Linked DNA regions of Homo sapiens: region 2 is linked to region 1. A link is a loop called in an ENCODE intact Hi-C map of the cell type or tissue named here. Cell type or tissue: mammary epithelial cell. All regions are shown on one strand. Links, peaks and the distances in the headings refer to the core of each region. The heading gives the core; the rest is flanking DNA. Region 1 overlaps SMOC1 (SPARC related modular calcium binding 1). Region 2 overlaps SMOC1 (SPARC related modular calcium binding 1).

What was found. Peaks named below come from ENCODE experiments on the same cell type or tissue, not always from the same donor. Only the 100,000 strongest peaks of a DNase experiment are listed, where the experiment ranks them.
Region 2: it touches region 1 in a loop (2.4-fold over the local background); 4 of 110 quality-filtered maps call a loop at or near these places.

Annotation. Positions count from the first base shown.
Region 1 is chr14:70,006,801-70,018,759 of GRCh38, forward strand. It overlaps SMOC1 (SPARC related modular calcium binding 1), which reads left to right. Exons shown (of 12, transcript NM_001034852.3): 8 at 3,954-4,146; 9 at 4,685-4,767; 10 at 6,586-6,691. Among named protein-coding and RNA genes, the nearest start is that of SNORD169, 35 kb to the left of the region's middle. RefSeq lists enhancers at 2,366-2,445, 3,813-5,012. In mammary epithelial cell, for the core only: CTCF peaks have their summits at 3,232 and 6,671; DNase peaks (open chromatin) are centred at 3,291 and 4,501; H3K27ac peaks cover 2,527 bases.
Region 2 is chr14:69,931,465-69,943,423 of GRCh38, forward strand. The region is part of intron 1 of SMOC1 (SPARC related modular calcium binding 1); the gene reads left to right. Among named protein-coding and RNA genes, the nearest start is that of SNORD169, 41 kb to the right of the region's middle. In mammary epithelial cell, for the core only: no CTCF peak of the experiment used is centred there; a DNase peak (open chromatin) is centred at 5,037.

The sequences.
Region 1 (11,959 bases), core at 2,266-10,265:
CCCTTTCCTCACTGTGGCCTCTTGTTCTCCAGTAGGCGAGACCAGCTTCCTTGTGATGATCTTAGGGCAGCTTCCACAAAAGTGAAAGCGAGAGCTGCAAGTCCTCTTGAGGCCTCGGCCTGACACAAAACATCAGCATTGCCTCTAACATTCTATTGGCCAAAGCAAACCAGAGTCCACGTGGAGGGGTCCACACAAGGCCATGATCACGGGGAGGCACAGTTCATTGGGGACTGTTTTGTAATGAGATGACCTATAGTGAGTAAAAGAAAAATATAGGTTAGGATAAAAATCAGATTAGCCTGTGGCAAGAAGATGATCTTGCAGAGGTGAAGCACCCAGCCAGTGCTGAAATGTCAGCTCTGCCACTTCCTAGTTCTATGATCATCCAATTTCTCAACCAGTCTGTGTTTCTGCATCCTTTTCTGTTCAATGAGGATAACAACACTGCCCTTAAAGGCTTGTAATGAGTTTGAAGTGAGTTAATACACATAGTGCACCTAATTCCAAGTCTGGCCCATGGTAAATACTCAAATAGATGTTAGCTATTGTTATTCATTTTAGAGTTCTGCAATGGTGGATGAGTTAAATTTGGTTTTAAGTTTTCCGCTTCTGAGGCAAAGAGAGAAAAATATCCAGGTACAAGATTTGTAGCGTGCTTAGGTCGAGAAGACATCATTGGTCAGAAGGAGCTGTGCTGTGTCCAGCACATTTGATTTTGAATGCAGCAGATTTGGGATAGTCTGCAAAGACACTGACATAGAAGAGCTCACTGTAAAAATAAATTTATTTGTCTCCTAGAGCAAATGGTTAGAGGCAACACTGTCTAGAGGTTAGCAAGTCAAGCCTGACTGTCAGGATCCCCAGCCTTTCTCTCTCCTGGCTGAGTGAACTTGGGAAAATCCATTAATCTCTCCAACGTTCAGCTTCCTTGTCTACAAAATGGGCGTAATAATAGTGCCTACCTCACATGGGCAAAGGGATTCATTAGGTAAAGCCCTTAGTCTATTGCCTGGCACATATCACTCAATGAATGTTTGTTTTTCTTGTTATTAGTTGTAAAGATGATTTTAAGGGAGATTTTCTCTTTGCTGTAAGACAAACTCTCTGTGTACTCTTCACAGAGGGTTAGTGCTATTATGATAAATCACTCCTGTCTCTTTCTTAGAGGCACCTGGACTTGCAGATACTGTAATGAAGTAGTAAATCAATAATAAAAATAATAAAATAAAAAAGTAATAAACCTTGCAGTCAGGCTTTTAAAAAATTCTTTTGCTATCCCCCATTTTTCCAAATTAGTGAGCTTTATCATTTTTATTATTTTATTTTATTTTATTTTATTTTATTGAGACAGGTTCTTACTCTGTGGGCCAGGCTGTAGTGCAGTGGCGTGATCATGGCTCACTGCAGCCTCAACCTCCTGGACTCAGGTGGCCCTCTCACCTCAGCCTCCTGGGTAACTGGGACTACAGGCATGTGCTATCACACTGGCTACTTTTTGTATTTATTTATTTATTTTTGTAAAGACATAGTCTTGCTATGTTACCCAGGCTGGTCTCAAACTCCTGGGGTAAGCAATCTGCCTGCCTCAGCCTTTCCAAATGCTGGGATTATAGGCATGAGCCACTGAGCCTGGCATTTTAATGATTTTATTCTCCATGGAACTTCATAGACACTGACTATAAACAGCTCAGAACAGCCTTCAAGGACTTCCAGAAATCCATCAACAGGGCCCAAGCCACGAGTCTGTGCCTCTTCTTAGATGGCTTCTGTCCACATTTCTGAGGGTCTCGGGACCCCCAGTGGTGTGAAGTCAGGTTCATTATTTGCTCTGCCCCTGGGGAAGCGCCCCCCTTCTCTCTTTGCCTCTTGCTTTCGGTCTGATTTATGGCTTTAGAAGGTTGGCCTGGAGAGTCTTAATTTAAATCCTCTGTCAGAGGTTGTTACATGAACGTGGTGTCAGTAAAAAGCTGTTTTCCTTTGGTTTTGCTCCTCTATTGCCTCTTTCATGGCATGAAATACGAGGTAGGAAAATAAGGCTACCAAATTGGGGTTGGGGGAGCTATTGAAAAATTCTTGCATAATCCCCTTGAAGTTGCCATGGCACCTTCCCAGCCAGGGGCTGAAGTCAAAATGCTGGATCTTTAAAGCAGGTTTCCCAAGGCCCCTCTCCCTGCTCAGTTTCTGTCTCTTTCCTGTCTCTAGATGCTGTTCTGGTGGTAGTCACAGTTGGAGGCAAAACCCAAGTCTGATGTCTGTCAGCTGTTTTAAACTCCTCTTCCTCTAGCCAAGGAGACTCTGTTTAGCTTTTCTATATTTGCATTATGAAAACAGTAGTTTTTTTTCACTTCCCAAATTCAAAACAACATTTTCTATTTTAATAGTGAATATGCTATATGTGCCTGCCTCCTGGCCCTCAGATATTTTTATGCCCCTAAGGAAATATTTTTACCCTGCAATGAGAATCACCAGGCTATTGTTTTCGAGCATTTTCCTAGCAGTGAGACATAGCATTGTTTTTCTATCATCTGACTTATCTGTAAAACTGCATTGAGCTACTTTGTGTCTCTGTGTACTCCTATGGTTTGTTTAAACATGCGTGCTTTACCTATATGTGTGTCATTAACAGAGCCATTATTTCAAGGAAGTTGGCTTCTTTAAAGTGGAGTTGAGTGCTGTTGTTCAGTGCACAACATGGTTCTCCAGGTTGCTGATACCAAGTTCCTTGCTCTTAAGAAGGGTATTTTTGTAACAATCTGTAAACATTCAGTGGGTGCCCAAGACTACATTCCTGTCAATTTCTTCAAGAGAAGAGTTGTAGAATAGTGGTATGAAAAAAATATAGTAGGTAAATAAACAAGTAAATGAAAAATAAAGTAATAGTACAGGTTTATGATGTGATTCTTTTGTTATCAAAAAAGTAGATGTGTGCACGTGTATTTCCATGTATGTATGTACATAAAATCTAGGGAAGGTACAGTGTTTAACTTTGGCAGGATTATAGGTTTTTCCACTTTCTTTTTTAAAACTTCTTTATAATAAGAAACCCAACACTATTTATTTTTAATAATTAGAACAAAAACAAAACCAGAAAAAAAAAGACAAAGAGCAAAGCCAGGCAGGCTAAGTGGTTGATTGGGAAGAATTTTCAGGTAAGTGGCTGTGCAGATGTGAGATGCCCTGGAGCTGGCCATGCTGGACACAGGGCACCACGCTCTGTCTCAGCCGGGGACTGGCTCGGGGGAAACCAGGTTGGGCTGTTCAGACATGCTCATGTGTTACTGAGGCTGCTGAGTGCAGACACCATCCGGCTGGGCCTGTTTTCTCTCCAATTGGATGGAAGCAGCATTGTGTAATTCACTGAAATTCACTCGGCCTACTTTGTCCAGCAGCCTTGGAGGGTGGGGAGAAGCCAAGGCTGGACCTTGTTTCTGCTCCTCCTGGGTGCCGAGCATCACTCCACATGAGGCTGATGGCCACGGCTCCATCATGCTGTGTCTGGGCGTGGAAGGGTCTACATGCACAAGCATTCCTGCATCAGCCTGCAGCATAGCCAGGCTCCTGCACCCACCTCTCCTGCAGTCCACAGACAGAACATCAGCAGGAGCCACTCTGAAAACATTGAGATATTCCACCCTTGGGACAAGCTGCCACTCTGAGAAGGGGCATCCCTGGAGTCCCTGGCTGGCTTGTTGCTGCAGTTGAACCTATTTGGTGGGAATGCTAATGAATGCTGGCAGCAGAGATGGCCACAGGGAGGTTCTGAACCTCCAGGCCCCTCAGCATGCGCTGGCATGGGAGACAGCTCTCTGTGGTAATTCATCAATGGGGCAGCTCATCAGTTCCTGGGTCCAGGCCTGGTCCTTGCTACTTACTTTGGATGCTGGGCACAGAAGACAGGAGTGTTAAATCACAGGAGTGATAGTCACCACAGGCTGTGTCTTCTCTTGCAGAGAAAGTCTATTCGTGTGACCAGGAGAGGCAGAGTGCCCTGGAAGAGGCCCAGCAGAATCCCCGTGAGGGTATTGTCATCCCTGAATGTGCCCCTGGGGGACTCTATAAGCCAGTGCAATGCCACCAGTCCACTGGCTACTGCTGGTGTGTGCTGGTGGACACAGGGCGCCCGCTGCCTGGGACCTCCACACGGTAAGCCCCCCAGACTGGGTCCTGGGAAAAACGCACCTGCTGGCTGTTATCCATGCTGGCATCTCCCAGTGTTCCTGCCCTGGTCTGGTGGGAGATGAGTGCCTGGGAGAGCCATGTTTTCAATGAGTAGAAGAGTTTCAGGTAGAAAGACCCTGGGACCTGGATTCTGGTCACAGGCCTGTCTCTTTCTAACTTAAGACCTTGGAACAGTACTTAACCTCTCTGAACGTCAGTTTCCTGATGAGATTATTGCCCTTTCTAAGCCACTAGCTTCCATGGATCAAAAAAGATACTGCGTGCAGCTCAAGTATCATTGTTATTATGCTTGAGTGGTTGAAATGACATGCCTGAACATGTCTCAGTGGGAACATTGATGCTAAGATTGCCTTGTAGCTGCCGGGCAGCGCAAGAGATATCGTTCTGCCCACCCTCAGTGCTTTAGGCTTGGTGACAACATAGATCATTGCTGGGCAGTAGTGACTGAAGTAGGCTCAGTTGCCAGCCCCTCCCAACCCCCCCCATATCTCTCTTTTCCCAGCTACGTGATGCCCAGTTGTGAGAGCGACGCCAGGGCCAAGACTACAGAGGCGGATGACCCCTTCAAGGACAGGGAGCTACCAGGTGGGAGACGATGCTGCCCTGCCGGCGCCATCACCTCCTTCTGTTCCTCCACCCTCTCATTATGCAGAAGAAGCTGTCTCCTCTTTGTCTGTTTCCCCATGTGTAAGATGGAGCCAGGAGCCGTGGGATCTACATCCTGGTCTGGGATTTATCCCTAATTAGCTCTGCTCTTGTGCACATTGCTTCTCTTCCTTGTGCCTCTTCGTCTTTATAATGCAGTCATCGGGTTAAAATCCCGTCTGCAGTTCCACAATGCGTTGTCCATCTGAGGTCCATGAGGACAATGTTTTGAGCACTGTGAGTTATTTTTTCCAGAGCTGTGAGGATAAGATAGCTTATAGGGAGGGGCTGTCCTGAGCGATGTGGACAGTGTCTGTTGCTTGCTCTGAAGAGGCAGATGACCCCTGGTGACACAGGACGACCATGGAGTGTGACACAAGACACATAGGCAGGGCCCTGGTACCTCCAAATGGCTGATGTGCGGGTTTCCCCTTATTTATAGCAATCTCTGCCTGCAAGTTACAGTAACATTACTAAATATTGGTGGCTTGGAATCTTATTGTCTTTACACAGCACAAAGTCAGATTAGTGCTGGTGGGAAATGGGCCACCTTCCCATGACCTATCAGGACTCCAAGTGAGAACTGAAAGCAGAGAGTTCTAAGAGTCAGGGATTTTCCACACGAGGTTTGTAGAAATCACCCCATCACAAGAATGGAGTCATGGTGGCCAGGGTACCCCTTTTAGCTAACCCCTCAACAAATGTGAATTGAGATTCTACTATGTGCCAGGCACTGGGTATAATCTAGTGGTCAAAGTTGACATGAGACTTACAGAGTGGAGGAGACAGATTGGATATGAATAAATGAATACAGGCATTTATAGATAGTTGTGGTGGGTACTCTGAGGGAAAAGCGGAACATGCTGTGAGAATGGCAGGGAGAACCTGCTTTAGATTCCACAGCTTCTCTGAGAAGCAAGTGTTGAACCTGAGACCTGGAGGATTTGGGGACAGAAGAGAATGAGCTAGTTGCTAATTTCTATGTGGAGTTGCTTTGGAGAGGAGCACTGGGAGTAGTGTAGAGGGCCCATTTGGTGCTGGTGATCGTGACTTTATAGGACACCCATTTATCCAGTTGTGTGGTGGTGTTTTCCCCAGCTACGTGGTGTAGACATGGAAAAGGCACATCTATAGAAGGTTCTTCTGTGCTTTACTGTGTTTTCCTGGAATAATACAAGGAGGAAAAAAGGAACAAGGACTTGGGAGTATTTACAAGAGAGATGCTGTAGTTATAATGTAAGATGGTTGAGGAGGGAAGTGAAAAAAGGAGGAGGCTCTTGGATGGATCTGGTGGTAGGTGTACTTAAGTCAACTTTGACCACTGGGGGTTCTCTCCCTCCTTTGTGCTCCCACAGCCCCTAGTTCTTACCCCTAGCACAGTATTTTTCTCACTTTAGGACGACTGCTTGGCTATTAGCTTGAGTTCCCCTGTAGATGTGAACTTTACAAGGATAAGGACCTTCTGTATTGTTAACTCTGTATCTCTAGCGTTTAACATGGTGCCTGAGTTGATGTCTAGCAAAAATGTGTGGAATGGAAGAAAATTGAAAGCATTATTTGGTCTGATGGTCCTTTGTGGGGTATGGGTAAAGGAACTATGGAAGTTTATGAGACTCATCTGATCAGTAAACAAATCACTAAAGTGGATTTGGCTGGACAAGAAGGGCTTTGAGAAGTTTAGGAAAGGATGGTAGTTGAGAAAGCTGTTGACTTGATTATTATCTGGCATCTACCTTCAAATCTCATTTTATCTTTTAGGCTGTCCAGAAGGGAAGAAAATGGAGTTTATCACCAGCCTACTGGATGCTCTCACCACTGACATGGTTCAGGCCATTAACTCAGCAGCGCCCACTGGAGGTGGGAGGTGAGATTGTGAGCAGGAATCAGGCCCAGGAGAAAAATGTGGGGCCCCTGACTTTTCAAATGCTGAGGGAGGGTGAGAGAGTGGGCAGGGTTTGAGGAGGGCAAGGGCTGGAAGTTGATCTTTTTCCTGAAACCATGTACCCATAGCTTTGACCCGCCTTCTGTCAAAAATCTTCCTGCCCCTCTACCTTCCCTATTCTTTGGGAGCTGCTTGTCCCTAGCTTTTAGTTACCTGATTTATAGGAAAGTCCAGGGCTGTCTGGGACTTCCAGCTGTTTAATCTCAGAAGGTGATGGGTTGGAGTGAGAGTTCTGAATGGCAGGAAGGGTGATGGTTATATCATGGGAACAGGGAGGCAGAGAGGGAGCACAAAGCACTTTGCAATTTTCTTCTCTCCTAGAAGGCAGGAACCAAATGCCTTTTTGGCATCCTGAGAATTCCAAGGAGCTCTTGGCAATGGAACTGGACACTCATATAGCCAAATACAGCTCAGGTCAGGAATTGAGGTGGTAGCTGAGGCAGTCCTGATGTGAGGCTGAAATGCACATGCTCCCCAGTAACCAGCATTGCTGGCACTCATGAGTTTGGGCCCATTAGGCCAGTCGGTTGGAGATGCATGCACGCATTCATCCATCCGCTTACCACCTTTTGAACATGGAAAACACAGCAAACACTGGGCTAAGGATGAGGTATCTGGGGATAGAGGCATGTCCCACCTTCAAAGGATGCAGCTTAGCGGGGATACTAGACCATAGATAGATACTTACAAAATCTGTGGTGAGTGCTAGGACAGAGGTGGAAGAATGGAGAATGGTTGTCTCACTCAGTCTGGAGGAGTCAGAGCAGGCTTCCTGGAGAAGGTGATATCTGAGCTGAGTTTTAAAGAATGGGTAGGACTTATCTACCTATCAAAGAAAAGATAGGTAGATAAAGAAAAGAGAAAGCCATTCCAGAGAGAAGGAAAGGATACTGTGGCTCCAAGAAAGTGCATGTCTGTGGTTCAGTTAGCTTGGGCTGGGGTGGATAGGCGGAGGAGGAGGAAGCAGAGGAGGTAAGAGTGGTAATCGTGAGATGGAAGAGGTGGGCAGGACTCAGATCCCGAAAGTCCTGTGAGACATGCTGAGTAAGACTTCTGCTCATGCTCATGAAGCCAGAAGGGGAAGCACAGCAGAGACTGTTGGAGACAAGTGTGGTAGTGTCTAGGCTCCTTACAGCAGGAGGGGAGGTACTCTAGGCTTGGCAGGGATGGGCAGCCTGCTCTGAACTTATATGGCTCACTGAGGAGGGAGCGTTAGTCCCCCGGCATCTGCCCAGAGGCAGAGCTGTTATCCATAAGGCAAGGAATGCCACAAAGAGAACAAGCCTAGGCCTTGGAAGGACCCCAGCATAGCTCCCTCAGTGGTGATTGGCAGGACCATGTGGTATGTGTTTAGGGTAGGAGTTTAGGGCTCCAAGTGGAGCTGTCGACGTTTCTGCATCCTGAGGCAGAAGAAGGCAGCCATTTTGAAAACCCAATTTTATATCAAATCAAAGTGAGTGCACACAATAGCCAAGATATGGAAACAACCTCAATGCCCATCAATGGATGACTAGATAAAGAACATGCGGTATTTGTATACAGTGGAGTAATATTCAGTCTTAAAAGAGAGAGAAATCCTGTTATATTGGGGGCATTATGCTATGTGAAATGAGCCAGTCACAAGCACAAATGCTGCATGATTCCACGTACATGAGGTACCTGAAACAGTTAGACATGTAGAAGCAGAGAGCAGAATGGTGGTTGCCAGGGGTTTGGGGAGTTGCTAACCAATGGGTGTCAAGTTTCAGCAAAGCAAGATGAATGAGTCCCAGAGATCTGCTGTCCAACATTGTCCTTATAGTTAACAGCACGGTGCTATACACTTAGATGTTTGTTAACAGGCTAGATCTCCTGTTTAATGTTCTTACCACAATAAAATTAACAACAACAACAAAAAAAAAACGAAAGAAGAAAAAAGAAAAAAGTGAGTGCAGTGGTTGCCCGTCTTGGAAACTGCTTGTTGGGGTGCTTGCCCGGAGCCCCCCATGGTCCCGTGAGCTCTGAGGCTGGTTTCTGGCTGTGGCTCTGTTTCTGCCGCCCCTGTGGGTGGGGGCCAGGCCTCCTCCAGGAGGAGCACAGCACTAAGTCTGAGAAAGATGAAGACAGGGTTCAACAGGCCCACAGACGGGAGCTGCTGGAGGCGGCCTGTGGCACTCAGCTGCTCAGTCTCCGAGATAGAGAGGACAGCACATCCAGATCTCCAAGAAGAGGGGAGAAGGTGAATTTTGAAAAGGCAGTATTGTTGGCCTTGATGTTACTTGTGTTTAGAATATGAAAAAAATACCTGTTGTTTCATGCAAAAACAGGCATGAAAGATTTATGTTTTATGTTTATATTTATGTTTAGAAGAGAGAGAAAAAGGGAAAAAGGAAAAAAAAGGAGGTCCGTGGGCTTAAAAGTTTCTGGTCTGGGGTCTTCCCACTTACACCTTCCTGCAGGCTCCTGGCACTGCCCCCCAGCTCAGGGGTCCCACCTGCACTTCTGCCTGAGTCCTAAGGAGGCAGGACTTCAAGCTCCTCTTGGTTGCTTTCCCAAGAGCACTGCGTGGGCTCTGCCGCAGGTGGGGGACGCAGATGGGCCCTGCTGCCAGGGGAAGGTAGGATTTGTGCCTTATCCTCAAATGACAGACAGAAGGGATTTTTACAGGCAATGAAAGCTGAGAAATTTATAACTTTTTAATATCAGTGTGTCCTTAGGGAAGAGGATCTTTTTTCCATTCTATTTTAAGCGTCATTTAGAGTTGGAAGAGGTTTTTCAAAAAAATTGTTTTCAAAACATGTTTTTCATTTTAAGCTCATATTAGCTTGACCATACTTGGTTTTGATGGGAATGAAGACTTGAACTGCCTTTGGTAGTTATGTTACCTAGAGGATGGACTTTAATCAAAAGACAGACAAGATGCTTCAAGAAATAGTTTAGAAATCAAGGAAGTGGGTGGGGAAAGGGAGAAGAAAGAGAGAAACTGCTATCCAGGAAGGTAGCTGTCAGGATTACCAGTGTAGTAACAGGGTTTAAGGCTGTTCCAGATCTTCCCACTGTATTCAGCATAAGCCCTAACTCTGACCTGGGCTGGCCCTTCAGGACAACTTTGCCGGCCCCACCTCTCCTCACATATTCCTTTCCTTCCCACCATTATGTTCCAGGTACTGGTTCTCCTCAGTTCTGGTTCCTCAAACAAGTCAAGCTCTTGCCTGTTCCAGGACCTCTATGTCAGTTGCTCCTAGAATTCAGTTCCCCATCTTCCAATGACTGGCCCCTGCTTATCTATTTAAATGTCACCTTCTCAAGTACCACTCAATCTGTAGGAGCTGCCTGTTCACCCTGTACCTCAGCACCCCTTTTTAACTCAGCCTAGCATATATCACGGTCTGATATTTTGCTGGCTTGTTGATATATTATCTGTCTCCCTAAACCCAAGGAGAATTTAAGTTCTATGAGAGAAGAAACATTTTCTGTCTTCTTCCCTCCTGTATTCCCAGAGCTTAGACTAGTGTCTGGAACATAGTAGGTGCCCAGTAAAATATGATAAATGAATAAATAGCTAGAGGGACGGGGGATAGATGGATGGATCCCTGTCTCGATAAGACCTCTTTCTGGCACACATCAGAGGGTCAACCAACCACCACAAGACCAAGTATAAGGCTGGAGCCAGCTGTCAAGTTTACTGTGGTGCTATTTTGTAACCAGGGCCCGAGGGTACCCTGGCCAGGACCCAGGGACTTGGAGCGCCATGCAGACAGACCCTGGCCAGTTGTCCCTCTTGTTTGATGGAGGAGCAGAGGTATGAGGCAGCTGGAGGTCAGGTAGCATGTCTGGAACAGGACTGACGAAGACAATTAGGAAATCCAGGCATTCTGAGTTTTGGCCTTGGCTGTGGAATTCAGGCAGAGTTGGGGCTACAGGCATGAGGTTAAGGAAGCCGCATCTGATCCCTCCTTTATCCTCTCAGACTCTAGTAGTTAAAGCTGGACATCAGCTGGGGCCAGGGAAACAGTCTCACTTGGGGACAGTGGGAAAAAGGGATAGAAGATGTTTGGACAGTGCAGAAAAAAGGTGCCTTCCTCCCAGTCTACTTCCTGTCAGGCATGGAGATGTTGGCTTTGCATCAGCTCTCACGTTTCAACCCGCCCCTGGTATGAGCTCCATGCTAGGTTCTGGGGCATCTGAAGAAAAGGGGATCATTTCTGGTCTGGAAGGGAGATACAGAACAACCATATGACTGCAGTATAAAGTCGGTAGGATAATAGAGGCTGAGAAAGTGTTGCAGGGACCCTGGGGAGCCAGAGCATGTGAGGGAAGGCCTTCCATGGGAGCAACAGTGGAGCCCCATCTTCCCTTATGAGTGGGAAAATGCCTGACCTAGATGGACCAGGGGTAAGGGCCTTCCAGCAGAGGGGACCATGTGGGTAGTGAGGTGTGAACAGGGTAGGAAGTGTGGAAGGAATTGTAAGAAGTAGTATGGTTTATGTTTGGGAGTCAGGCTGGGGACAGGTAGGAGATGAGGCTGCAGAGTTGAGCAGAGCCCAGCTGGTGCCAGGCCCTGGGAGTCAAGATGCAGGGCAGAAGGGAGCTGCAGGGTTAGGTGGGCATTTTTGCAGAGTCATCCTGATGGCACTATGGAAGCAGGATTGGAGGGGAGCAAGGCAGGCAGGAAGACGATAGCAAGTGTCAGCATGAAGGGTGATGAGGGCATGGACCGTGGGAAAGGGATGATTTGCTGAAGCTTTTGTAAAGAAATCAATAGGATTTCAAGACTTGCTACATGCAGGGAGTAGAAGAGTGGGAGGCATCTACTCCCTTTTCTGGCCTGATTTATTAGCAAAAAACAGTGCTACAAAGATCTAAAAATAGGCAGAGTAGAATGGGGTGTCTGTGAAAACTCTATGGCAGGTGCGTGGGAGGGTGTGCATTGCAAATATCAATGGATGATAGTCCCTCTTGGTGAATGTTTTCTGTGTGAGTGAGTTATCCCTTTGGCCCCTCTGGCCAGGGCTCCAGGAGGCAGTGTTCCCCCTTAGAACAGCCTTCCCACAGCACCCATTAGCATTTATCAGTCCCAAAGGAAGATTTCTGAGATCTCAGCCGGCAGAGTCTTCTAGAGCAGGGGAACCCTCTCCTGGCTTCACCCTCCCCCAGGGAAAGTCAACTTTGAGGGGAGGTGGGAAGGGCTGTGTGAGCCTCTTGGCCCTT
Region 2 (11,959 bases), core at 1,218-9,217, 76 kb before region 1:
GAGCATTGGCTTTTGGAGGAAGGAGCCAGATCATGTTCTTTGGGAGCTGACAGCAGGCGCTGGGTCAAGCCTCTAATGAGCACTTAAGAAATAATTGTTGAATTGATCAACAGGAAATAAGCTTAGATTGCAGCACAAGGGATTTAGGTTGGATTTAAGGAAGGATTTCTAGAGAGCCATTAGATGTTTAGAAAGGATGGCTGAGGGAGACTATGGCAGTACCAGGTCTTACCACAATTATGAAAAATAAGAGAAGATTCTCCTGAAAATCAGGGGATGTGGCGGTGGCAGCTGTCAAGGTTTACATGGAGAAAGGTGGGGAAGGAGAGAAAGAAATGGCCACGCTTTAGTGTCCAGTTAAAGGACTACAGACTTTTGGCTGGAATCTGCCTTTCTACTTCTGATTCTTGTCATTAGCTGAGGGCTTTCTTCACTTTTCCCTCCTGTGACGCAGCTTGAGTCAAGCTATACCTCAAGGCGTGGGATGAGAAGTGGAGCAGGTGTCGCGCAGGGAGCGGGGCACTGACCTCACCAGGGCCAAAGCCATGGAGCATCCGCCTGTTCTGGCAGTCCAAAGAGTGGCTTTGCCATCCCGTTCCTCAGAACCCGAGCTGTTCCTCAACCCTCCAACAGGTGCGTGGTGGGTTGTATGGTGAAGGCATGCTCAAGGGAACGGGAACACCCTTCTTCACCACTACCCTCTGTGTTTCGCAAAACACGAGTCCACCAGCGGGGTGCTTTGTTTTGCCTGCAGATGTGTGAAGCCACAGGCACAGCCCCTGAACAGGAACAGCTTCCTGAAGGGCTCAGGAGGGGGTCAGTGGCTTTATAGTAAACTTGCTGTTTTGCTGTAGAATGCACGACTATGTTACAGGTGATGAGCTTCCTCTGCTGCGCTGGGGCCTTCCGGGACTTTACTACCACGCCACCCTCAGCCCCACATGCCTCCTCCTGTCCCTGGGGCTGGGGGTGTGCTGAGTGAAAGGAGTGGTAGAAGTGAGGAACAAAGCCGCCACAAAGGCATCAGGAGGAATGGGGGCAGTGGGAGCTGGAGGAACCTTTCGGTGCCATTTGGGCTTCAGATGCAGCATTGTTCATACAGGTGCAGCCCTCTCCTCCGGCTCTCAAAGGCCGGATTAGGCACATTCAGTCTTTGTTCTGATATCACAGCCGGCCTCTGCTCTATTCATTCAAAGGCGGCTTTGTGGTCCTGGGGACCGACCCCTGTGCTTTGGGAGCCCCTGTGCCGGAAGATGGAGAGACACTGGCAGGGCAGTGCGGCTTTTTCCTGGTGACCACTTACAGGAGCTGTGATGGAGTGGGCGGGGGGTGCAGAGCAAAGGCAGCTCTGGCAGGGCTGGAAGTATTTTGGGGACGCTGGCAGCAGTTCTTCTGTCACCTTCTGTAAGCCGATGAGACATTCTGAGCAATTCTGACGGAAGCTGTGCAAGACTACACCAACCTAGGGCAGTAGTTTTAAAATTTCTTGAAGACATGGAACTCTTCTTACACCAAATCAGACTGCATCCTCAGAGGCCAGACCACTGAGAGAGTTTTAATGATGAGTATACTTAGGGTGACATACATTATGGGGTGCAGAGCAAAAGTTTAAACGGATCGATTCTCTGATCCGTTTCACCCATAGCAAGCGCAGGTGAAAAAGGGTAAAGTTTTCTTACAAAATACATCTTTACGATATAGTTTTTATCTTACTCTTTTACTTCAACCCAGTGGCCCTTCTGGGAAAGGTCTAAACAAAAAGTAGATGTTTAGTGTACTAGTATTTTATTTATTTTCAGAAACAGGATGGCAGTTGTAGGCTTGTAATAACATCGTTCTCCCATTTAAAATGTTCATTATTTTTAAAAATTCATTATGGCTGTTTCTGAAAAATGAAAGACTTTTTTTTTCACTACGGTTAGTTAACACATGTACTGTTTCTGAATTTAAAACTCGAAATATCTTCCACCTCTTTTTGTCATGGTTCTTTATACAGCTGTGTGTTAAAAATCACTGTAATACAAAATTAGAAAGAAATGAGCTCACACAAATGTAAAAGACATTTTTTTGTTTTTGTTTTTTTTAGACAGATTCCTTCTCTGTTGCCCAGGCTGGGGTACAATGGTGTGATCTCGGCTCACTGCAACCTGCGCCTCCTGGGTTCAAGCGATTCTCATGTCTCAGCTGGGACTACAGGTGCACACCACCACGCCTGGCTTATTTTTGTATTTTTAGTAGAGACAGGGTGTCCCCATGTTGGCCAGGTTGGTCTTGAACTCCTGACCTCAAGTGATCTGCCTGTCTCAGCCTCCCATAGTGCTGGAATTACAGGCATGAGCCATCGCGCCTGGCCAGAAAATTGGCTATTTCACAAAATATACGAACTTTGACTTTGTTTGCAAACCAATATCTAGAATCCTTGCTAACTTCAGTGAAAGTATGTTGAAACCATGGGATGCAGTTTAAAAAACTGATTTAGTCAATAATAGAAGTATTAATGTAGTAACATCTAAGATTTTTCAAACAGTTTTTATGTGCCAACCCACTCCTTTATTCTCAGAACATCTTCGATACTGTAACTGCCATATTTCCCTGCCTTAACAGATGAGGAAACTGAGGCTCATAGAGGTATGTATCTTGATCAAGGTCCAAGGACCAAGGACTGGATCCCAGGTGTGTCTCACTGAAAGTCCATGTTTTTACCGCCTGCCTTGCATTTTCTGCCCAGTACAGAGGACCTTCCCAAGCAGCACCCCTTTCTTTGCTGTGTCCCGTTGAAGGCTCACATCTCGTTTCTGTTAGAAGCATCACACCTGATTGACGACTGGGGTATTGTCATTGGCCCAGGGCTTTGACACTGAGTTAGTCTGGCATCCATCTCCATCCACCGAGGCATACATGAGGACAGCCCCTTCCCCCACATCAGAAATAGAATGGCATTGATTCTGAATTTTGTCCCTCATATTTTCGTCCTGCTATGTTAGAGAGCAGCTCCCCAGGAGAGAGACAGAGCAATCTCCAATCTAGCCAGATGGGGCAGGAAGGATGGGGTGGGACTGAACCACAGGGGAGAAGTGTTGGGTCCTAGAAAAATTGCTGCTGAGGTCCAGGTGTTATGGCCTTTGAAGGACTCAGCATCTTTGTTTAGTCCTACTCCTCTCCTTTTTAAGGGAATAGATGGGAGGAGGTAAGAATGTGGTGGTAGGATCTTAGAAACCTACATCTTCTTTACTAAATTATGCAAAAACATCATTTGCTGAGCCTTTACGTAGTCCAAGGCTGGATTGAGGGTTTAGCTCCTTTGGATCTTCACACAGTTCCTTGGTCCTTGTTGGCTGACATATAATGGAGCCATAGGTCTGGGTTTGAATTCTGATTATATGGCCTTGATCAATTGCTCAACTTTTCTGAGTCTCAGTTTTTCCATCTGCAAAGTGGGATGCAGAAGATTACCTCTTGGGTGGTTGTCAGGATCAATTAAAATAATTTATTTAAAATTCTTAGCCCTGCCCCTGGCACATAGAAGGCATACAATAAATGAGAATCCCCTGGAAACTTATTTCTATTCTACTATGACTTCTTCCTCTCTAATTCCCTCTTAGAATGCTGTAAAATTTCAGCAGTGCAATTGGGTGCTTTATAGTCTAGGTTTTAGATAAATGTAGTCTTCTTTCTTGGAACTTCTGTACTAAAATATAATTTTTAAGGCAGTTTTCTGGTGGAGACAGGGACCCCAAATAGATTTAGATCTGGCATGGGGAATCTGTTTAAGGTAAAGCAACCTCTATTTTAAGTGTCTCCTTCAGAGATGCTTTTAAATGCACCAAAAGTTGGGGAGATATACCTTATCGAGGTAAAAAGGAGAAAATTGAAAATTGTCTTTTTCTGCTTTCCCTAGAAGAAATAGTTTCTTATACAAGACCAAACACTCCAGCACAAGTCATCCTTAGCCCTATCTTTTTGGAGGCCGATCAGAAGGCAGTCAGCCCTGTATTTTAACCTAGCCTAAGTACTCTGATTAGCTTGAGCAACTTCAGAAGTTGGCCTGTGGCCTCCCGAGCCCCTCTTCCAGCTAGTTTGCTGGGGTCTCTTTAGAGTTGATGTGTTTTTCTGGATCAGGTCAGGAACGGAATTGCCTTTTAAAGAGACACCTGTGTTGTGACCCAGACCAAGAAGAACCTCCTCCAAGGAGCTTGCTACATGTGGGTGGCAGCACGGGGGTGGTTGTGCTTTGGTGTATCCCCACTCTGAAGTCTGTGCCTGGGACCTGACTCCGCAGCTCAAGGGTACTAAGGCCCTAGAAGGATGTGAAATAGGAACAGTGAGGATTGCGTCCACAGGACCATGAGGGGCAGGAACTATGGCAGTGTGCCCCTCCCTGCAGATCCTGTGCCTAGCACAGTGGCTGACCTTAGAAGGGGGTTAGTAAATTTTATGGAATGAATGAATGTGGCAAGTTGTGGAGCTAGTGTATGAAACTACCTTCAGGTTTTGAATTGTTTTGCAAGGAAACGAATGCCAGGGGAGTTTTGTCCTAAGGGCATCTTTCAGCAATGATGGGAGAGCCAATGTCCCTCCACATCCCTCCCCTACCTGAAGCTAGAGCTGCATGTCTTGCAAGGTCTTATTTTTGGCCCTGTGATTTTCATTTCTCCCCCATTCTCCCAGTTGACGACATATCACCACCGTTTGTCACCTTCTAGTCTAAGGGCCCATACAGGTTACATGTGTGCCCTAGAGAGGCTGCTGAGTGCCGCTGGCAGCCCCTATCACAGCACCACTTTGGCTTGGGACATTAGAGTTCATCCCAACTGGTGAGATTCAGAGCTGCATCATAGGGAAGGCTGAAGACTGCCTGTCTGTGTCATCTGAGCTGAAGAGGGAGACTACGTGGTGAGGATGCAGTTGCCTGGGTAGACGCTGCCCGAGAGGGCATCTGGGCCTGTAATGCTAATGACACTGTTGAGAAAGGACACTGAGTTGTTCTGTGCTGAACTGAGAACCGTAGGTGTGACACAGAGGAACAAGTAACCCCATCCGACTTCCAGAGATCAAGAAGCCGAGAAGGCATCCTTCCTCCTTCCCCTCCCACTGCGAGTCTGGGCAAGCTTCGCTCAGTCCCTGGCCTTGTGTGGGCCATTGCCGGCCAGCGTTGGATGCTTTTGAGGTGACAGCAGAATTTGGTGTAGAACTTTGGGTGCAACTTGGCTAAAGGCAGGTCTGGGTCAATCTGTTTGGATTCTGTGTGTGCCTCACTCTCATCCCTTTAAAACAGGTGTTTTTTAGGAAACTTAGAACTAAAGAAAAGTGCCAAGAAAAAAGCCAAACCCATCTATAACCCATCTGTGTTCCTACCATTCAGAGACAGTCACTATTAACATTTTGGTATATTTCCTATCTTTTGTCTTTCTCTTTTTCTGTCTGGAGTGGGAGGAAGATTACTTACATATATACACACATAAGTATGTATTATATGTATGTATATTTATATACATGTTTGATATTCTGCTTTGGTTTTAGTTAATTTTATATTGTGAGCATTTCCCCGGTCAATAAAAAGTCTTGAGAACTGCATTGAAGGCTGGGTGAAAAGTCTTTAGTACCGAGTCTTTTGGGTGTTATCCTTCGCATCAGAAAAGCCTGTGGAGTTCCCGTTCTTTGAGAGTGTGCAGGCTTTGCTTGGTGTGCCCTGCATTCTCTCTGGGAGTAGATCCACCCACCCCTTGCTATCTTGTTTCTACAGGACTGCTTAACAGATGGGATCTGCTAAGTGCAAAAGCAAGGGTCTCTCAATCAGTTTGCCTAATCCCATGTTTGAGGGAAATCTGACCTTAAGGGTTATAAATGTCTGGACTAATAGAAAAAGATCCTCGTAGTCAAATACAGGTTTTTATCCTTAAAAGAAAGATCTTTGCTCTGCCCTGGAACTGAAAGGGTTAGTACATGGAAGAACCATTCTTTCTCTCCCTCAGGAGTGGGTTTGCTTTGGTTTTCCACTGATCTCCCGTTCCTGCCTGTAGAATTTGACATGGTTTTATTTACTTTTCCTTGGCCCAGTTTGGGTCAACAGGATTTCTCTCCTGCTCAGAACAGCCTCACAGTTGTGCGAAGTCAGACGTGAGCCTGGGGCCTGGGCAGCGGTCATCAATCCTTGTCTGAGCGACGCAGTGGGGATTTTCAGCTTGAGATGGTCTGACAGCACCAGCGCCACCGCCAGTCCCACACGGGCCAAGCTATTTCTTCTCCCCTTTTGCCTGTGACTTCGAAAGCATTTTGTGTGTGTGTTTGAGGGTATGCACACATGCATGCTCACATGTGTGCATGTATGTGCTTTTGTGTTTGGTGATCTGAAGCCAGGCATCAATCAGTACAGCAGGATCTCAAATGACAGTGGAAATAGCAATGAAAGGAAGCACACGAGTTAAACACACACAGCCCCAACAGAATTCGATGATATAGCAAGACTGGGATTTCCTCTTCTGTTTGTTTTAGCCTGCACTTGCTCAGCTTCATTCCCAGGGCTTAGTGCTGTAAGGGAGTGGATTTCCTCAAGTGCTGTGGATAAAGCATTTCTTCCTCTGTTATCTCCCTTGTCAGTGTAAATCTCTCCACTGTGTAAGTGGAAATGAAGATGAGCCTGTGTGTATGCCATAGGATTTCACCCAAATTAAACAGGCACTTAAATGACATTTTCCTTCATGATAATCCTATGACACTGAAATATACCAGTTCTCCATTTTGTTATTACAGAGCCATGACATACTCTCCAGGGGCTGGGAGAGTATAGTACTCTGCCTCTTCTTCCTGCTATGTTTAGAATTTGTGTGGCAGTCTTTTATCGTGGGTGGGCTATGTTGAGGCTGTTTTGGGCCCTTTTGTATTGATAAGGGGAACAGTCGGTGGTAAAAGCACAATATGCGAGTGGATAAATATTTTCTAAGGTTAGAAAACGAATAGCAGCAACACCAAGAATCCCGTGTAGTGGCGTCGTGAGGGCTAACGGCAGCTCTGCAGCAGGATGAGAAAGGAGACCCAGCAAGAGGAGAGTCTGTCTTGCAGGTTCAGTGGCTCAGGCCTGGAGAGTGGCTTTTGGGCTTCTTACCCCTTAAGATGTTGTTGGGCTGCTGCTGTATTGGGGATGGAGCAGGAAGCACACTGGGTGGGGCTCACCTGGCCCATTTGGCTCATTGAAGGAGGGACAAGCAGTGTCCATGACTTCTGTCGGTGGCGTGAGGGTCTCTTATAGGACACTGATAAGGTCTCCATTCACCTCCTTTGGGGAACATACTGTGATATCGGAGGTCTTATGTCTGGTGATGCAGAGCAGATCCAGAGGGGAGGAAAACAAAGACTTCCAGTGCTATTGTTTTTGCAAGTAACTTAGCTGGCAGCTTTCTTCTTCCACATTCTTGGTCCTAGACTCTTGAACAAGAGCCAGTGATTGTGCCCTCCAAACGATGACTTCCTAAGGGCTCTTCTCAGTGTGAGGGTGTGTGCACGCATGTCGCTGTGTTCATCTGATGGAAGCACACATGCCTCAGCTCATGAACAGGTTCAGCTGATCAGCCCTTTTATTTAAAGCACTATCCAACTCCCACCCCTTTCAAACTCTCCGTCGGACTCTGGGCCAGGTTAGCTTCATTTCAGCCACATTGTGAGTTACTGAGTGTATTAGTCTGTTCTCACGCTGCTAATAAAGACATACCCAAGACTGGGTCATTTATAAAGGAAAGAGGTTTAATAGACTCACATTCAGCAGGGCTGGGGAAGCCTCATAATCATGGTGGAAGGCAAAGGAAGAACAAAGGCATATCTTACATGGCAGCAGGCAAGAGAGCGTGTGCAGGGAACTGCCCTTTATAAAACCATCATATCTTGTGAGATTTATTCACTATCATGAGAACAGCATGGGAAAAAACCACCCCCATGATTCAATTACTTCCCATCGGGTCCCTCCTACCACATGTGGGGATTATGGGAGCTACAAGTCAAGATGAGATTTGGGTGGGGAAATAGCCAAACCATGTCACTAAGACATTTTGTCTCACAGCCAGTTCCAGTGTCATCTTTATGGAAAACCAATCTCTGGATCTTACTGGCTTTTGCAAGTTCTCTCTAAGTTTGGGGCTGCCTGTTGGAATCCCACAGTCTGCTAAAGGGACCCAGTCTCCCCTTAGCTTCTATTCTGATAACTTTTTGATAACTGGTATTTCCATTTCTCTTCTGTCTGTGATTATACAATAGTGCCACATTCACATTTACTCCTAAATTACAATGACTCTAAGACCCTCATCTGCTCAAACAGTAACTCCCCTTAGTCCCCACTTTGGTGTGCCTTGGATACTTGCACAAATAAGTTATAATTTCCTCTTTGCCCAAAGGATGCTTAGTGCTGGCTGTGCCCATGGTGAAAGCCAGGTCCAGGTGAGTGGGACTATCTCCCACTGCTGCCAAAGCTGTCGATTCAGGTGCCAGAGCAGGGATGGGCTTCATGCAGAGGTGGGAAGAAGGACCCACCTCATTTCTGTTTCTCTTTGCCATCTAGCTCTGTGAGTGCCCAGAATCTCTCAAGGGGAACTTGAATCTTTTGGATGCCACTTTCAGCTTCTGCATCTCCCACTTTGTCCAGAATCTCTACAAGTCTCTTGCGAAAACAATTCTGTCTGTTTTGGGATCTTGTCTTTCCAACCAGAGGGGTTCAGTCACTGCCCAGCACCCAGTTGTATTGAGACCAACCCCAGCCATCTTCCCCACTCCCCACTGAACTTCTCCCTCAGTCCCCTAGTGGTAAAACACATCTCACATATCACTGGGTGCAAAGAGCTACCAGTGATGATGAGCTGAGGATGGTGGCCCAGGGTCCGGTGGCACAGGAGTATCCAGCGCTCACTGCCACAAGCCAGCAGGCTCAGTGCCATGCTAGATATTTGTGTTCTTAGTAATGCTCAATGAAAACTTAGAGCATATTGCTGGTCAGATCTCATAGGAGTGTTCAGGATAACTTTATAAGGAGTTACTACCCTTGGCTGAATAAATTGCTCCTGCCAGGTGGAGCGATGGTGCTAATTTAACAAACCCTTCCTATCAGATGTGTGTGTCATTGGGAGGAAGGGCAGGACGCTTAGAACCAAACAGGCATGAAGAAACTCCTTCTTTGTCCTCTTTGCCTTTGCACCCCCACAAGTCTAAGTCCTCTCTTATAATCCATGATCTCTTGGATGCACCCCAAGTGTAAGACCATTTTGTGGCTCCTTGTTAATACCATCAGCTTAATCTCTATTTTTTTTCCCTCAATGCTAGTGGGCTGAGAGGATTAAAAATATCTGGATCCCTGGGTCCTGGAGAGCTCTCTGTTTATTTGATTTGTAGTGAGAGGAGTTTTTGTGCTGGTGGCAGACTTTGAGGGATGAGGAGAGGGAATGGGCATGTGACTTTCTCCAGCCTCTGCTTCCCTAGTATTTAGTGACAGGGCAGGGGTGTGTGTGCACAAGCAGAAAATAAAAATAAATGCCTTCCGTCTCTGAGTAAAAGGTTTGATGCCCTGTCGGTGATCAAGGAGGACTAAAACCTAAAGGGCATTTAAGTTGTAGGACTCCACTCATGCAAAGAAGTATTTTGATCTCCACTTGTCCTCCTTTCTCCTTCTTTCTCACGAGGATGCATGCTTCTGGCATCCCGCCCTGCCCTACCTAGCCTCGTGGAAGTCCTGTAGGGCAGCGACAAAGCCCACTGATATTCTCCATGGGCAGCAACCCTGTTCCATAAGACAGTGATAGGATTTGGTTCTTGGTGCTTTTATTTCATCCAGTTGGTCCAGATTCCACCTGGCGCATTTGCTTTTCAGCCTGGGGTAACCACCTCTCAGGAGGAGGCAGCGTGCATGTAGATGCCTAGTGTAGCACTCAGAAACTCATTGCCTTTGACTAGGCTGTAGTTCTTGGGGGCTGCTGATGGGTTTGCTAAGCTCATCATCTACAGTGTGGCCACACTTATTACCCAGGACACCCAGCCCCTTCGTTGGCCCAAATGTGCCCCTTCTTTTCCATCCCCACTGCTGCCTTATTCAAGCTTAGTAACCTCCTAAGTGTCTTCTCTGTTGTCTCTCATACCCTTGCCAAAGATTTCCAAAGCTCGGATCTGAGTTTGTGTTTTACTTCCTTCATTGGCTTTCAGTTTTTTAACAAAACAAAACACCAAAGACAGCTGGGAATTTTTAGGATCCTCTATGATCTCTCCCCAACCTGGCCCTAGGGGCTGATTTCTTCTATGAAGGGTCATTTCTAAACTCTATCTTGAAATTACTTTGCTTGTGTACTTAGGTGTACCTGTTGTGATTCTCTTAGCTTGTCCTTTCAACATCCCTTCCTACTTGTGAAAATCTTTTAAGACCCAGTTTATGGCTCCTTCCCTGAGAAATTCTCCTGGATCCTTTCAGTCTGAATTTACCTCTCCTTCTAGCCCTACAGAACACAGTGTCAGCTGCTCTGTCCAGCACTCAGCAGAGCCCTGAAGCATAATAGGTGCTCAGTGAGTCTTTGCCAAATGGATGGTTCTTTTTCCTTCCTCCCTGCCTCTCCTATCCTCTCTTTTCCTTTCTACGAGTTTGCTGTGACCATCTCACATCTTGGATTGTCTGGCATCCCATTTTCCCATATCCTATCTGTTTGTTTGTGACTTAGGCTTTGCTTCCTGGTTTCAAAAATGCAGCCCCAGTGGAGATATGTCCACATGTCAGTCTTTGCAACTAGATCAGCTTGTAGGGGCAGGGCCTGTGTTCTTGTTTATTTTCATAATCCTCAATGTACCTAGCATGGTGGCTTGTATTAAAGGGGGTGGGCAGAGAAATCGCCAGAAACTTCTCTGAGTGCCTATGGGGGTGTCTGATGTGCCCTTCAAAGCAAACATTCTTTGGAATTTTTTCTTTAGTTTTGTGTTTATTGTTTTTATCTTGTTTGTTTGCTGAGTTGTAATTTGCGTGGAGTACAATTGACCCCTTTTAGGTGTACACTTTTATGAATTTTAACAAATTTATATAGTTGTGTAACCACTACCATAATCAAGATCTAGAATATTTCCATCGCCCACAAACATGTTCTCCTGCTTCTCTCCTTATCTCCAGTCCCTGGTAATCATTAATCCAATTTCTGTCACTTTGGTTTGGCCTTTTCCAGGATGTCACATAATGGAATTATATAGTATATAACTTTTTGAGTCTGGCTTCTTTCATTTGGAATAATGCTTTATTTTTATTTTTTTGGAAATTTGATGACTTGGGCCTTAACCCTCACTTTATGTGCACCTGCTTTTCTGAAAGATTGAGAAGGAGCATGGGTTTGGGGCTGCAGACAGACTCTGTGTGGATTGGGAGCATGTAGGTTAACTTGGCCCCGTTTGCGTTCTTATTAGGGTCTCTTTAGATCCAGGGTCTCAGCTGCTTTGTCAAACCCATGGGTTCTCCTCTCTCCTGCCTTCCTACACAGTGGCACCTGGTGTAAGAGAGCCTTCTCCCCTGGGCCCTGGCCCATCATCCCTGTGGCTGCTGGTGGTGGGGGGCACAGTGGAGGAGGGAAGTCGGGTGGGTGGGGTGAAGTGACTGCTAAATTCCTCCCTTGGGGAGGGGGTGGTGGTGGGGTGATGAAGGTCAGGCCTCTCCTGGCTAAAACAACAGAAGTGGCTCCAGCTGCCCAACAGCTGGAGGGGGTGTCTGCTTTCCCTCAGCAGCGTGAAAAGCCCTTTAATCGGGCATGCTGCTGTCAGGCTCTGTCGCAGAGGTGTGTGGAGGAAGAGCAGATGCTGCTGTTGCTGGCAGGCCTCTCTTTCCCTTTGACCTCCCTTATCTTCCCTCTTCCATCTTCACGGAGCCCCCCTCTGAAGCCAGCAGGTCGAGGCCCTTCTTTGCACCTGTGTAAATTCAGTGGTCATGGGGTCAGGGAAGGGTGAGAGCGAGCTGGCAGATATA